Regions from separate parts of the Homo sapiens genome. Here region 1 is linked to region 2. Evidence: read pairs that join two places in POLR2A ChIA-PET (ENCODE). Cell type or tissue: OCI-LY7. All regions are shown on one strand. Links, peaks and the distances in the headings refer to the core of each region. The heading gives the core; the rest is flanking DNA.

Region 1 (5,465 bases), core at 266-5,265, 190 kb after region 2:
TATTGGGTGCATATATATTTAGGATAGTTAGTTCTTCTTGTTGAATTGATCCCTTTACCATTATGTAGTGGCGTTCTTTGTCTCTTTTGATCTTTGTTGGTTTAAAGTCTGTTTTATCAGAGACCAGGATTGCAACCTTTGCTTTTTTTTTGCTTTCCATTTGCTTGTTAGATCTTCCTCCATCCCTTTATTTTGAGCCTATGTGTGTTTTTGTGCATGAGATGGGTCTCCTGAATACCGCACCCCGATGGGTCTTGACTCTTTATCCAACTTGCCAGTCTGTGTCTTTTAATTGGGTCATTTAGTCCATTTACATTTAAGGTTAATATTGTTATGTGTGAATTTGATCCTGTCGTTATGATGTTAGCTGGTTATTTTGCCCATTAATTGATGCAGTTTCTTCATAGCATTGATGGTCTTTACAATTTGGCATGTTTTTGCAGTGGCTGGTACTGGTTGTTCCTTTCCACGTTTAGTGCTTCCTTCAGGAGCTGTTGTAAGGCAGGCCTGGTGGTGACAAAATCTCTCAGCATTTGCTTGTCTCTAAAGGATTTTATTTCTCCTTCACTTATGAAGCTTAGTTTGGCTGGATATGAAATTCTGCATTGAAAATTCTTTTGTTTAAGAATGTTGAATATTGGCCCCCACTCTCTTCTGGCTTGTAGGGTTTCTGCCAAGAGATCCACTGTTAGTCTGATGGGCTTCCCTTTGTGGGTAATCCGACCTTTCTCTCTGGCTGCCCTTAACATTTTTTCCTTCATTTCAACCTCAGTGCATCTGACAATTATGTGTCTTGGGGTTGCTCTTCTCGAGGAGTATCTTTGTAGTGTTCTCTGTATTTCCTGAATTTGAATGTTGGCCTGCCTTGCTAGGTTGGGGAAGTTCTCCTGGATAATATCCTGAAGAATGTTTTCTAACTTCTTTCCATTTTCCCCATCACCTTCAGGTATGCCAATTAAATGTAGATTTGGTCTTTTCAGATAGTCCCATATTTCTGGGAGGCTTTGTTTCTTTTCACTCTTTTTTCTCTAATCTTGTCTTCTCACTTTATTTCATTAATTTGGTCTTCAATCACTGATATCCTTTCTTCCGCTTGATCGAATTGACTCATGAAGCTTGTGTATGCTTCACGCAGTTCTCGTACTGTGGCTTTCAGCTCCATCAGGTCATTTAAGCTTTTCTCTACACTGGTTATGCTAGTTAGCCATTCCTCTAATCTTTTTTCAAGGTTTTTAGCTTCCTTGCGATGGGTTAGAACATGCTCCTTTAGCGCGGAGAAGTTTGTTATTACTGATCTTCTGAAGCCTACTTCTGTCAACTCGTCAAACTCATTCTCCATCCAGTTTTGTTTCCTTGCTGGCGAGGAGTTGTGTTCCTTTGGAGGAGAAGAGGCATTCTGGTTTTTGGAATTTTCAGCCTTTCTGCTCTGGTTTCTCCCCATCTTTGTGGTCTAATCTACCTTTGGTCTTCGATGTTGGTGACCTACGGATGGGGTTTTGGTGTGGATGTCCTTTTTGTTGATGTTGATGCTATTCCTTTCTGTTTGTTAGTTTTCCTTCTAACAGACAGGACCCTCAGCTACAGGTCTATTGGAGTTTGCTGGAAGTCCACTCCAGACCCTGTTTGCCTGGGTTTCACCAGCGGAGGCTGCAGAACAGCCAATATTGCTCCCTGATCCTTCCTTTGGAAGCTTCATCCCAGAGGGGCACCTGCCTGAATGAGGTGTCTGTGGCCCCTACTGGGAGGTGTCTCTCAGTCAGGCTACATGGGGTCAGGGACCCACTTTAGGAGGCACTCTGTCCATTATCGGATCTCGAACGCCATGCTGGGAGAGCGACTGCTCTCTTCAGAGCTATCAGGCAGTCACGTTTAAGTCTGCAGGAGCTATCTGCTGCCTTTTGTTCAGATATGCCCTGCCCCCAGAGGTGGAATCTCGGTAGGCAGTAGGCCTTGCTGTGCTGCGGTGGGCTCCACCCAGTTCGAGCTTCCCTGCCACTTTGTTTACACTGTGAGCATAGAACTGCCTACTCAAGCCTCAGCAATGGTGGATGCCCCTTCCCCCACCAAGCTCCAGCATCCCAGGTTGATCTCAGACTGCTGCACTAGTAGCGAGTGAGGCTCCGTGGGCATGGGACCCTTTGAGCCAGGCACAGGAGGGAATCTCCTGGTCTGCCGGTTGCGAAGACTGTGGGAAAAGCACAATATTTGGGCAGCAGTGTACCATTCCTCCAGGTACAGTCACTCACGGCTTCCCTTGGCTAGGAAAGGGAAATCCCCCGACCCCTTGTGCTTCCCAGGTGAGATGATGCCCCGCCCTGCTTCAGCTGTACCCACTTTCCAACCAGTCCCAACGAGATGAACCAGGTACCTCACTTGGAAATGCAGAAATCACCTGCAGAAATCACATATCTGCAGAAATGCAGAAGTCACATATCTGCAGAAATGCAGAAGTCACATATCTGCAGAAATGCAGAAGTCACATATCTGCAGAAATGCAGAAGTCACATATCTGCAGAAATGCAGAAGTCACGTTTCTGCAGAAATGCAGAAGTCACATATCTGCAGAAATGCAGAAGTCACGTTTCTGCAGAAATGCAGAAGTCACGTTTCTGCAGAAATGCAGAAGTCACGTTTCTGCAGAAATGCAGAAGTCACGTTTCTGCAGAAATGCAGAAGTCACGTTTCTGCAGAAATGCAGAAGTCACGTATCTGCAGAAATGCAGAAGTCACGTTTCTGCAGAAATGCAGAAATCACCTGTCTTCTGTGTTGATCTCGCTGGGAGCTGTAGACCAGAGCTGTTCCTATTCAGCAACTCCCCCATCAAAACAATTTCTTATTCAACATACTAGCAGAGCTAGGATTGCAAATGGGTAGTGTGACTCCTGGCCTATACTCTTAACCACCAGGCAAATGATGACTGTGTATATGCATTTAATGTTTACCTAGAAATTCCAGTTATTTTTAAAGTACCTAAACAGGGAAAGGGCTCATATAATCAGGATTTTTCCCCTGCCATATTATACAATTAAAAGTGATAAACACAATAATCACTTTGGAATCAGAAATAATCTTTTGTGCTCGCTGAGTGAGAAAACAAACATTTGTTGTATTATCATTGTAAATTTTTGCAGTGGAGAGCTAGTATAGATCATAAAGTGGAAGCATATGTAAGTTGAGAACACATTTTCAAAAATTACCATTGCTTCTACAAGGAGAGCTACGAAACATTGCTGAAAGCCATCATAGACAACATAAACAAATGGAAACACATTCCATGTTCATAGATTGGAATAATCAACATTGTGAAAAGGAACATACTGCCCAAAGCAATCTACAGATTCAATGCAATTCCCATCAAACTACCAGCATCACTTTTTCTCAGAAGTAGAAAAAACAATCCTAAAATTCATGTGGAACCAAAAAGAGCCTGAACAGCCAAAGCAATCCTAAGCAAAAAGAACAAATCTGGAGACATCCTATTACTGGACTTCAAAGTATGCTACAAGGCTATAGATATCAAAACAACATGGTACTGGGAAAAAAAAAAGTAGATGCATAGACCAATGGAACAGAATAGAGAATTCAGATATAAAGCCAAATACATACAGCCAACTGATCTACAACAAAGCATACAAAAACATAAATTGGGGAATGGACACCCTATTTAATAAATGATGCTGAGAAAACTGGAAAGCCACATGTAGAAGAATGAAACTGGATCCCTATCTCTCATCCTATCCAAAAATCAACTCGAGATGGACCGAGGACTAAAATATAAGACCTGAAACTAAAAATTCTAGAAGACGATGTTGGAAAAACTCTTCTAGACATTGCCCTAGGGAAATAATTCATGACTAAGACCCCAAAAGCAAATGCAACAAAAACAAAGATAAGTAAATGGAACCTAATTTAAAAGTTACTGCACAGCAAAAGAAATAATCAGCAAAGTAAACAGACAACCCACAGAAGGGGAGAAAATATTTGCAAGATGCATCCAACAAAGGACTAGTTTCCAGAATCTACAAGGAACTCAAACAAATCAGCAAGAAAAAGAAAACAAATAATCCCATTAAAAAGCTGGCAAAGACCGGGCCTGGTGGCTCACATCTGTAATCCCAGCACTTTGGGAGGCTGAGGTGGGCGAATCGCTTGAGCTCAGGAGTTCGAGACCAGCCTGGACAACATAGTAAGACCCCCCATCTCCACTAAAAATACAAAAATTAGCCAGGCATAGTGGTGCACACCTGTAGTCTCAGCTACAACTGAGAGACTGAGGCTTAAGCATCACTTGAAACCAGGAGGCAGAGGTTGCAGTGAGCCGAGATTGCGCCACTGCACTGCAGCCTGGGCAACAAAGTGAGGCTCCCTCTGAAAAAAAAAACAAAACAAGTGGACAAAATGGGCAAAGGACATGAATAGACATTTCTCAAAAGATGATCTACAATGGCCAAAAAACATGAGAAAGTGCTCAACATCACTCATGATGGAAAAGCAAATTAAAACTGCAATGAGATACCACCCTACTCCTGCAAGAATGGCCATTATTAAAACATCAAAAAACAATAGATGTTTATGTGGATGTGGGGAAAGGGAATGCTTACACACTGCTGGTAGGAATTTAAATTAGTACAACCTTTATGGGAAACAGTATGGAGGAGATTCCTTAAAGAGCTAAAAGTAGATCTACCATTTGATCAAGCAATCCCACTACTAGATATCTACCCAAAGGAAAAGACGTCATCATATGAAAAAGACCCTTGTACACGTATGTTGACAGCAGCACAATACACAATTGCAAAGATGTGGAACCAACGTAAGTGCCCATCAACTAACGAGTGGACAAAGAAAATGTGGTGTATATACACCATGGAATACTACTCAGCCATTAAAGGAATGAAATAATACCTTTTGCCGAAACTTGGATGGAGATAGAGGCCATTAGTCTAAGTAACACAGGAACGGAAAACCAAAAACTGTATGTTCACACTTATAAGTGGAAGCTAAGTTACAAGTAGGCAAAAACATACAGAGTGATACAATCGACTTTAGAGAATCAGATGGGGGAGGATAGGAGGGGGCTGAGGATAAAAAAAAACTACACATTAGGTAACAATGTACACTACTCTGGCCATGGGTGGGCTAAAATCTCAGAATTCACCACTATATAATTCATCCATGTAACAAAAAAACCACTTGTACCCCGAAAGCTTTGGAAATAAAAAATTTTTTAAATATCATTGCTGTTATTTTTACTTTGAAATTTCAGATAGCATTTGAGAGAAACAGGTTTTTGTATTTATCAGAACAGACGGGTTAAATATTGAGAACTACAATTGTACATTTATATTTAATTTAATTTTTTAAAAAAGTATCCACAAGAATAGCTAAAAACAAAAAGACTGACAATACCAACTGTTTGCAAGAATATGGAGAAACTAGAACTCTCATACTTTCTGGTAGGAAT
Region 2 (5,465 bases), core at 115-5,114:
GCCGGAAGTGGTGGTGGGCACCTGTAGTCCCAGCTACTCCGGAGGCTGAGACATTCTCCTGAGAATGACGTGAACCCGGGAGGCGAAGCTTGCAGTGAGCAGAGATCGCGTCACTGCACTCCAGCCTGGGCGACAGAGACTCCAGCCTGGGCGACAGAGACTCCATCTTAAAAAAAAAAAAAAAAAAAAAAAGAGGATACTAATAATGTTATTTTGATTTTCAAGAACTGATATGTTTTGAGCAACAGTGTTACATAACACTGATGATTTTTTTATTTTCAAGTTTTCTCTATGAATTCTTAAATCCCGTATCAATGGGTTACATTTTCCAAATTACCACTAATGAAGACTGTAAGCATTCTTATAAAACAGGAGAAAATGTAGTTAAAACAGAAAAGACTTAAAGGACTTCTCTTTCAGTTTTACTCACTCAGCCTTCTAGTGGCTTTTAGCTATATACTATCTTTTGGAGGGAATCCTAATTTAGCAGCAGACCTCTACTAAACAACGTGTGAAAAAGAAAACAAACTTCCATTTCTGGCCATGAGGTAGTAACTTGCAGCAGATCAATGCCCCTGTCAAGTACAACTAGAAAAGCCAGATAAAACACAAGAAACATCTGTTGGAAGGCATCTGAGAGCTGATGAGATAATTAAGATGTGAGTGGCCAAGGTCCCAGAGAGAAGATAACTATAGAACAAAGAGTCTACATTCTTTTTTAAAGTTTTATTTTAAGTTCAAAAGTACATATGCAAGTTTGTTATATAGGTAAACTTGTGTCATGGGGGTTTGTTGTACAGATCACTCACTTATTAAGCCTAGTACCCATTAATTATTTTTCCTGATCCTTTTTCTCCTCCTACCCTCCACCTTCTGGTAGACCCCAGTATCAGTCGTTCCCCTCTATGTGTCTATGTATTCTTATCATTTAGCTAAGTGAGAACATGCCCTAAGAGTCTACAATCTGTGTATGCCTTGTCCTTCATGGAACTTGCCAGTTCTTGGCATGGTGCTACACATGTGACCACTGCAAAGACAAGATAAGCCAGCAGAACTTTTGGCAATTCCACAAAGGCGAAGAGACAAAAATTAGAGTTTGGTGTTGCTGAAGCAGCCAGATACTAAGGGGCCAGGTGAGCAGTGAAAGGGGAGACATAGAGAAGCAGATCTATCACTTGGGAGGGTTGCCTTGCAAGGCATTTGCCACAGAGGGCAGGAGCCTAAAGAACTAAGCAGAAAACTTCAGAAAAGTAGAATGGAAATTACAGAAATTATACTGCTCTGAGCAGAAAATAAAATAAAATTTGGAACTACTCAAGGAGGAAGGGAATATAGTAAGCCTACCAGTTTCTCAGTTGAGACTACTGGAGAACCACACTCTCAGAATGGAGAAAAACCAGAGGTAGACGGAGCCTTATAACAATGAGGCAAAATCAGCTTAGTCTCTGATTAAATTAAGGCTATCTGGCCCCATATGTGCCTAGTGATCATATATGTGGCACATACGTGTGATCATATATGTGTCTGGCCCATATCACATATACGATCTGGCCATATATGTCTACCCTTCAAGAATCTATTGCTACATTTGCTGGCCCACTGCCTTTAGCTGTCAGATCCTTCGGGTTTTGCCTCAGCTGTGGAACACTGAAGAGATCTGCCTCACTCAGTGGCACACTCTTCCCAGGAAGGACCACATCCAATGACTGATTGAGGTGGAGACACATAGACTCAACTATTTTGGATCAACATGAGATAACTCTTGTAGGCTTAATACATTCCAGAACTCCCCAAGGATTTAGCTGAGGCTTTGGTGGGCCTGGATCATATTTCAACTCCTTCTGCCCAATTCTGCTTTCTCTCCCTCCCTTAACACAAAGGCTGAAGCTTAATAAATACTCTGTACACCAAACTCCATCTCAGTTACTATTTGCAGAAAACTCAACTTTTAGCACCTAGTGTCAGACATGGTCTAAGAAAGCAGGTGATAAGATATGGTTATTGATCTAGATAACCTCACAACTACATCAGCTGTGAAAACTAGCAGCCAAGCAGCCACTAGAAGGGGCAAAACATGCTTGGAGCTCTCCACAATGCCCCATTACCAAAGAATTGTCATTATTTTTCTTGTCTGTTAGCTCCCTGGAAACTCAGAGCAAATGTGATTATTTGACCTGAATAAGAGCTTACTCAGTGCAAAAGCCTTTTCCCCGGGGTGTTTCTAAAAAAAAAAATTAATAATCGATTAACACTGTAACTGTCTGAGGTGGGGATATCACTTGGGGCAAACAAGAAGCTAACCAGAAAAATTAAAAGAAAAATGTGGGGAATTCCTGTAGGAAAATTTGAAAAGCTCTAATACATTGCTGAGAATCTAGAAGATCCCATGAATGTGCAGGACTATGCATATACCTAAGAAGGACCCAGAAAGGCCCAAATATCTCACCTGTGGCAGACATTGAGACCCTGTACAAGCAGAAATTTAAGGATAAGGCAGAGCTGTAAACTCTGCTATAGTATTGACTGCTATAGCATTGACTCTGCTATAGTGTCGACTCTGCTACAGTACTGACTATGCACCCTAACATGCACAGAATCCCTTGGCAAAGACTAGGATATATACCTGTTAAAGGCATTTAAGGAAATTCTGTCCAACCATTAGTTGACCACTAGGCTGCTATCTGGGCAAAAACTTCAGTGGCCAGACATGACAAAGAACAAACTTAACATAATTTGTTTCAGGGAACTCACTGAACAAATAAATAACAATAATTAAAGCAACAAGAAACAGAAACAGCAACTAATGTTGGGGGGAAGAATTCAACTTGCAGAGTTGAACATTATATTATTTTAAATGTCCAACTTTCAACAAAAAATTACAAGATGTCCAAAGAGACTGGAACATATGCCCATATAGAGGGGGAAAAAACAGTCAACAAAAACTGTTCCTGAGGAAGCTCAGACATTGAATTTACTGGACAGACTTTTAAATCAGTTATTTTAACTCATTCAAAGAACTAAGGAACACATTTCTAGAGAACTAAAGGGAAGTATAAGAGCAATGGCTCAAAAAATACAAAATATTAATAAAGATATATAGATTATTTTAAAATATTAGAAATTATGCAGTAAAATATATAATAACTGAAATTAAAAATTTACTAGAAAGACTTAACAGCAGACTTGATCAGGCAGAAGAGAAAATCCGCAAACTTTAAGATAAGTAAGCTGAGATTATCTAGTCTAAGGAACAGAAAGAAAAAAAAGAAGAAAAATTAAAAGGTCCTTAATGACTTGGAGGATGTACCAACATACTCATAATGGGAGTCCCAGAAAGAGATAAAAGAATGAGTCAGAAAGAATGTTTGAAGATATAATAGCTGAAAACTTCTCAAATTTGGAGAAAAACATACATCTGCATAACAAAGAAGTACAAAAATTCAAATAAACTCTAAAGGATCTACACTTAGACACATTGTAATTAATCTATCAAAAATCAGACACAGAAAATTTTGAAAACACTGGGAGATAAGCAACTCATCAGATAAAATGGAGCTTCAGAAAGGTTAACATCTGACTTCTCATCCAAACTGAGGAGTCCAAAAGGAAGTGGGATAACATATTCAAAGTGCTGAAAATAAAAGACTGTCAAACAGAAATTCTATGTACAGCAAAATATCCTTTCAAAATGAAAGACAAATTATGATATTCCCAGATAAACAAAAGTGGAGAGAATTTGCTATTAACAGAACCACCCTGTAAGAAGTACTAAAGGAAGTCCTTTGGGATAAAATAAAAGGACAGTATACAGCAACTTGAATCCATATGAAGAAATAAAAGGTATTGGTAGAGGTAATTAAATAGGTAAAAGTAAGATAAAAGAAATGTATTTTTTCTATAAATCTTTTATTATCCTATCTGATTCTTAAAAACAACTGCATAAATAATTTATAATCATAATCAATAAACCTATGTTGAGATTATATTATATAAAGATGTAATTTGTATACATAATGGTACAAAGAAGGAAAAAGAAACAAAGCTATACAGAAGCAAAGTGTAGATATTGTTGAAATTCGGTTAGGATTCATCTGAACTAGACTGTTATAACTTAAGACGTTAATTTTAAGTTCCAGCACAACCAATAAGAATAACTAAAAAAAATAGCCAAGCAACAAGAAATTTAAAATGGCACACCCCAATATATCTAACACAAAAAAAGTCAGTAATGAAGGATCAAGAAATACAAAAGTCATAGAGAAAACAAATTTCAAAACAGCATATGCAAATACTTATAATTACATTAAGTGTAAATGAATTAAACACTACAATCAAAAGGCAGAGATTTGTCTCATAGATAAAAATATGAGATTCAATTATATACTGTGTGTAAAAGGCATACTTTATATTCAGAAACACAAATAGGTTGTAAGCTCAAAAATGGAAATTTTTAGGTGCCTATGTGTTTACACATATTTTCTATTGCTGGGTGGAGTGTACTACAGATGTCTATTAGATCTCATTGGTTTATCGTGCTTTGTAAGTCTTGTATTTCCCTTTTAATCTTCTACCTAGTTCTACTCATTATTGACAGTGGAATATTATGGTTGAATTGTCTATTTTTCCTTCAGTTCTGTCAGATTTAAGTATTTCTGGCTCTGTGTTATGTTTTCCTGACGAATTGACCCTTTATCATTAAAAAATCCCTCCTCTTTTCTGATAACAATTTTGTTTTAAAATCTATTTGATCAAATATTAGTATAGCCATTCCAGCTCTTTTAGCAAAGATTGAATGGTATATTTACATATGTAATCTTTATCAAAATTATAGCTGAATTTTTTTCAGAAATTGACAAGTTAATCCTAAAATTTATACAGAAAGGCAAGGGACCCAGGATAGCTAAAGTAATCCTTAAAAAGTTAAAGTATGCACACTTCATAATTTCAAAATGTATTGCAAACTGTGGTAATCAAGAAAGATAGATAGATCAATAAAAAATAATTGAAAGTCCAGAAATAAACCCATACATCTATGGCCAATTGTTTTTTAACAAGGGGCTCCAAGTCCATTCAGTGGGAAAGAATAGCTCTTCAACAATACATACTAGGACAACTGAATTTCCATACGCAAATGAAAGAAGTTGGACTCCTACTTCACAACATACAGAAAAGTTAATTTAAAATGGATCAATGACTTAAATATAAGAGCTAAATCTATTAAAATCTTAAAAGAAAACAAAGGAATAAATAATTAGTCACCTTGTATTAGCCAATTTTTAAAATACATACACTAGAAGCATACACAACAAAAGAAAAGACAGATAAACTGGACTTCCTCAAAGTTAAAAACTGTTGTTAAAATGAAAACAGCCCCCGAAGAATGTAGGAAGATATTTGAAGATTATATAGCTTAAAAGGCACACTTGCATCCAGAATATATAAAGAACCTGACAATTCAACAATTT

What was found. ChIA-PET counts read pairs that join two places held together with the same protein. Peaks named below come from ENCODE experiments on the same cell type or tissue, not always from the same donor. Only the 100,000 strongest peaks of a DNase experiment are listed, where the experiment ranks them.
Region 1: POLR2A ChIA-PET joins it to region 2 with 7 read pairs; 3 of 35 experiments call an interaction of 5 or more read pairs at or near these places.

What each region holds. Positions count from the first base shown.
Region 1 is chr4:47,920,717-47,926,181 of GRCh38, forward strand. All of the region lies in intron 1 of LOC101927157 (a long non-coding RNA gene), which reads left to right. Among named protein-coding and RNA genes, the nearest start is that of NFXL1, 8.9 kb to the left of the region's middle. RefSeq lists an enhancer at 2,016-2,515. In OCI-LY7, for the core only: no CTCF peak of the experiment used is centred there; a DNase peak (open chromatin) is centred at 2,765; H3K4me3 peaks cover 322 bases.
Region 2 is chr4:47,735,774-47,741,238 of GRCh38, forward strand. The region is part of intron 5 of CORIN (corin, serine peptidase); the gene reads right to left. Among named protein-coding and RNA genes, the nearest start is that of MIR8053, 86 kb to the left of the region's middle. In OCI-LY7, for the core only: no CTCF peak of the experiment used is centred there; no DNase peak of the experiment used is centred there.